Regions from separate parts of the Mus musculus genome. Here region 1 is linked to region 2. Evidence: chromatin loops called from intact Hi-C (ENCODE). Cell type or tissue: gastrocnemius. All regions are shown on one strand.

The links. Hi-C counts contacts between places; a loop is a spot of excess contacts. Peaks named below come from ENCODE experiments on the same cell type or tissue, not always from the same donor. Only the 100,000 strongest peaks of a DNase experiment are listed, where the experiment ranks them.
Region 1: it touches region 2 in a loop (6-fold over the local background); 16 of 42 quality-filtered maps call a loop at or near these places.

The regions. Positions count from the first base shown.
Region 1 is chr12:100,420,434-100,422,933 of GRCm38, reverse strand. All of the region lies in intron 5 of Ttc7b (tetratricopeptide repeat domain 7B), which reads left to right. Among named protein-coding and RNA genes, the nearest start is that of Gm51958, 72 kb to the right of the region's middle. In gastrocnemius, a CTCF peak has its summit at 1,216 (motif pointing right); DNase peaks (open chromatin) are centred at 462 and 1,200; H3K4me3 peaks cover 1,035 bases; H3K27ac peaks cover 2,500 bases.
Region 2 is chr12:100,197,864-100,200,363 of GRCm38, reverse strand. It overlaps Calm1 (calmodulin 1), which reads right to left and starts at 929. Exons shown (of 6, transcript NM_009790.5): 1 at 648-929. The coding sequence starts at 650. In gastrocnemius, a CTCF peak has its summit at 1,102; DNase peaks (open chromatin) are centred at 51, 280 and 883; H3K4me3 peaks cover 2,266 bases; H3K27ac peaks cover 2,500 bases.

The sequences.
Region 1 (2,500 bases), 220 kb before region 2:
TTAACTCAAAGTTTGATTTAAACAATTGAAAATAAAAAAAGAGGAAGGGCCAACTGCTGGAGAGCTGGAACCTTCAAGGTTGTACAGACAACTGTGGGGTAGCACAGGCTCGCAGGAAGTCAAGCCTGGGGGTCACAGAGAGCCCTGGAATGATGAGAGTCTAGAGAACAACAAACACGCATAGAAAGGGGAAGGGAGAAGGCACAGGAGTGGGTGAAAGGTAGAGGAGACTCCTCCCACTATGAAAAGGGGTGAGTTTGACCATGCATAGGCCAAGGGACACTGCAGCTCTGCCTGTGGGGCTGGGCACAGCAATGGCACAGGGATCAAAGGTGGCCTGGCCTGCCAGGCTGAGCACACAGCTGGTCCTAAAGATTGCAGGCGCTTTCCTCCCTGGTCTTAGCTGAGTTGTTGGAGCTGCTCCAACCTGGGGGAAACACACCCAGCACAGAAAGCAAAGTGCAGGAGACGACCCAGGCTCTGACACCTTGCCAGAGTGTGCTGCTTGATCCTGGCAAAAACCTTACCGTAGTGAGTTCTGACATCATCGTACCATCTCAGTCAAGGGCGGTGAAATGGAATAAATGACCTCCTGTCAGGAGTCTGTGGAAACCCTCAGAACCAGGTGTTCTGATGTTCAACTTTGAGTGGAAACTTTAAGCAACAGTTTGTTCTAGCTATTTAATGGGCCTCAGCATTTTAGGGACAAACTAATAGTTTAGAAATATGAAAGCAATCATGTGGGTTTTTTTTTTTTTCATTTTCCTCCTTTTTCTTCCTTGCTATCATGATTAAACATGTAGCTTTTTTTTTTTCTGTTCAGTGGCGAATAGGAAGTGATTGAGTAATATCTGACTTTAAAATGTTTGTTTGTTATAGACTGTTTGGTGAGAATTGAAGAACTTGGTATTTAGGGTGCTTGTGACTATTTCTAATATTTAAAACGTGGCACCCCTTCCCTGCTGTTCTGGGATGCCACCCTCATTTGACCAGCCTCAGGCCTGCGCTACTCTGCCACTGCTCTGGACTCTTTGTTTAGGAGCAGAATTCTTCTGGGCTGAGCAGAGTCTGATTCTGAATCCTGAACACAGTCTGGGATCCAGCTGGGGACAGCTCGCACTCACGCCAGAGTCTTCCTCTGCCAGGACCTCTTGCAGATTTCCCCTCAGCAGGCTCAGCCTCCTTCTACCTAAAGATTTGTACATTCCTCCAGCAGAGGGCCTCCGTCTTGCGTGGGAGAAACCACAGCCAGCCAGAAAAGGGAATTGGGTTTCTCTCCTCATTATGTATCAGGTAGCAGAGGGCAGAACATCAGGCACAGGGCTTCTTCACCTGGCTTTAATGGATTTGCTTTCCGGTTTGAACCAGTACCTAAGAAGCATCTATCTCATTAGCTGTCCTCACCAGAGCATAGAATTTATGCTATTTGTGTGTGTGAAGTAATTTGAATATCAGTGCACAAAATACACATGTGAGCTCTTGGATTCGTATTTGTTCCTTCCTCTCAAGCCATCTCTGCTTTATAGAGCTCATCTTTCTTTTGTCCAAGGTGGTGACAGCATGGTGGGAAGCTCCCAGTTTGCTCTCTTGCCACACTTAGAGCCTGAGCAAACCCTTTCACTTCTTGACTCTGTTGGATCATTTCTGGCTAGAAAATTCTGTGCTTCCATAACTCTATAAATAGTTCGTTCTGCAAAGAGGACATAGGAGACGCCCCAAATGACCAGGTCCTATTTGTAGCCTTCCCACAGTTACAATATTTAGCTTTGAAGTACTGTTCAAGGTCTAATTTCCACCATGGCAAAACAGTTCTTTCTGTGGTCTACCAGAGTCTGTAGTGACATCATCTCAGGCATGTCCTTGTTTCATGAGTTCAGAGGGCTGCCCTTTATGTACACGGTAGGCATTTAATTGGTGATATGGAAATAGAATTAGCTGTCGTAGCCGTTCCCATCCCTTTTTAGCTGTGACTGTTTCCTCCCCTCAGATTACTCCAGAGCACTGAGCTTCAGCCCAGAGCAATGTACGTTGTTAGCCATGAACTCGAATCCCATACAAATGAGTGGAGGGACAGGCAGGTTAGGCTGCATGTCCCAGGCCTACTCCCTAATTTTTGTTCATGTCTCCAATGAACTTCCTTAGTGCTACTTAGAGTCCTGAGCACAGGCTTCTCTTTTTATGCTAGCACAAAGCTTCTGACCTGATAACATCTCATCTGTGTGGGTGAGAGGGCTGGGGGGATATTTACATACTGAGCCAATTAGTCAGTGTCTTAAAGTTCTGGGCTTGTTGTTGTGAATGAGAATTCGGAGAAGCCTTTACCCCTGTGGCTTGCATCTTACAGAAGCACATTTTTATCTCAAATCTTTGCATGATTTAAAATGCAACCCAGACAAGAGCCAGATACCTTGATCATCTGTCACAGCCTCCGGAGTCTGGCTGACAGTCTTGCACCTGCTGACCCGTTCTGTGGCTTTTTGGAAAGATGAGATGTGTTCTA
Region 2 (2,500 bases):
GCCTTCGCCTTCCTGCCCCCAACCCCACCCTTCCCCGGCTCCTTCCTTCCCAGCTCACGCCCGCGCCGCGCCCCCCGGGAGGAAGGAGGGGACCGCAAGCGAGGGGGGACTCCCGACTGGGCTGGTCAGGGGGTCTGAAGGTGGCTGAGGACACCCCGAGGCCGCGGTCCAAGCCCTGTACGTCTCCCGGCTCGCCGCGACCCATTCATTCTCCGCGGTCGGGGACTGACTACCGGGACGTCGCGGCCTGCCCCGCCCGGCTCCCCCGCCCCGCTGGCCCCGGCCGAGGCGCTGCGCTGCAGGCAGCCCGGGTGCGGCGCGTTGGATGCAGTGGGTGCGGGGCTGGCGGAGGGGGTGGATGCGGAAGGCCCCGGTGCAGCTGTGGCAGCGGCTCCAGCCCGCGCACAGCCCACTGTAGAGTCCAGCCCCAGAGGCGCCCAAAACTCAGAGGAGGTTCTCTGGCAGCCAGAGCGGAGATGCAAACCCGAAAATACATCCCCTTTCACTGCAGCTGCTGCGTAACACCTGGCAAAATGGGGTAGGGGGTAACCTCAACCAGGAAAAGGGGGAGACCCCAAGACTCAACTACAAATCTGTTCAGAAAGCTCGGGCAGCTGCTACGTCTGCCACTGCCGATCCCAACCTACCATGGTGCGAGCGAAGGAAGGAAGAACGGAGCAGGCGAGGGTGGCTGCACCAGCGCAGGGGCTGTGACCGCCGAGGTGCCTCCGCTTCTGCTGCTGCTAACGCGCTACCTGCGTTGTGCGCTGAGCCTCAGCCGCCGCCCGACTTCGAGTAACGGCACCACGGACACGAGACTCCCAGCACCACTGCCGTAGCGCGAGCCTGTGTGCCGCGATATATATACGGTGCGCGGTATCCCTCCGCCGCGGCAGTACCGCCTCGCGCAGGGCGGCGCTGCGGCAGCCGGACCTCACCGCAAGGCTCCGCCCCCCAGGCGCGCCCGGCGCGGCGGGCCCATTACGCGGGCAGGGGTCACTGGGGAGTCGGAGACCTGAGCGAGGGTGCTGGTCTGTTGCTGCAAGAGTCCTCTAGAGCTGGAATGCCTGCGTAGCGAAATCTGGGGGGCCGTCCCGGGCTTCCAGGCGCGTGTCCGTCACTCAGCCCCACTTCACCTGTGTGTCCCCCCTCCCACCACTCCTGGTGGCTTCGAGGTTGCAGAGCCACCAATCCTGGGTCCCCCACAGGGGAGGACCTGGAGGAGATCTAGGGGCTGAGGACAGCCGCGGGGAGGCGGAATCCAACCTTAGCTGTAGAGGCGAGAGGACTGTGTTGAGGACACGGTGGTTGGCCTTGGGGAAGAAATTGGTCAGATAATGTTACTTTTCTCATTTTGGAGAACTGTCCGAGGCACAGTTAGAAGCTCAGTTGCTAGGTCTGTGTGGTGTTGACACGCTCAACCAGTCTAGTTTTCGTGTTTTTACATACCTACTAAAATTTTAAAGATGCTTGAAGAGTTGTCCCTTGCTAGGTTTGTTCCTTATTTCCTGTGGCAAATTCTATTAGGCCTGCTTCCAAAATTAACGTAGTGAGCGGCTTATGTCGCCCTCAGAGCCCACGCTTTTGAGTTTTTCCTAATTGTCCTGGTCCTGGAAATTCATAAATTGATATATACAAAGAAGGGGAAAGATACACAGGATCACTCTGATTACAGCTGGAACTTGTGCAGCCAATTGATTCTAGTAGGGTGCTCCACTATCTTAATTACAATCTTAATTATAGTCCTTAAATAATGTTTTAACCTTTAAATTTACTATTCTTTGTTCTTCTGTAAACTAGGGTGGGGGTGGGGACAGGGACGACCAAAAACTGTTTCAGGTCTTAGTTTGGAGCCTGGAACTTAAAAGAAGAAGAAGAAAATCTTAACAAAATGCTGCAGTTTCGTTTCTTGCCAAGACAAAGCGCAGAATTTGATCTTTTGTTTGCAAGGCCAGGACAAGCTGCAGGTTGTTTCTTCTTTCAGAAATTGTGGCAAAATGTGTGATTAGCATGCTCCTCTCTGGAAAGACTAGTTACCTTTCTTTTCTGGCTTTGTCAAAGTTTGCAGATAGGTGTTTTAAAAGATTCAAAAATGTCCCTGAACATTGCAAACGCCAGAGGACTTCTTAGGATCACCTCAGACAGTATGTCAGCAGCTGTGGGACTGCGCTTCAATTTGTTCTTCCTAGAATGCTACAGAAAGGGTTAACCTGCTGTTTAAGGAGAAGCTGTAGCAGGCAGCCCCCCCCCCCCAAGGGTACTGCTGGCCCTCTTGCAAATGGTTTAAAAACCATTCACAGTCAGACACATAATATCCCTATGTTCACAGAAAAGAGACTAATAAAAATTCAGTTTAAAGCATAGTCAATAATCCAATGAATTACAGGTCTACATAGCCAAGCTCATTATTATAACTAATGATTACTAAAGGAATTTGGATTTTTTTTTTTTGTCAGACTTCCTAAGGAAGTTAGCTAAGTGCATTTTAACATTTGGTATG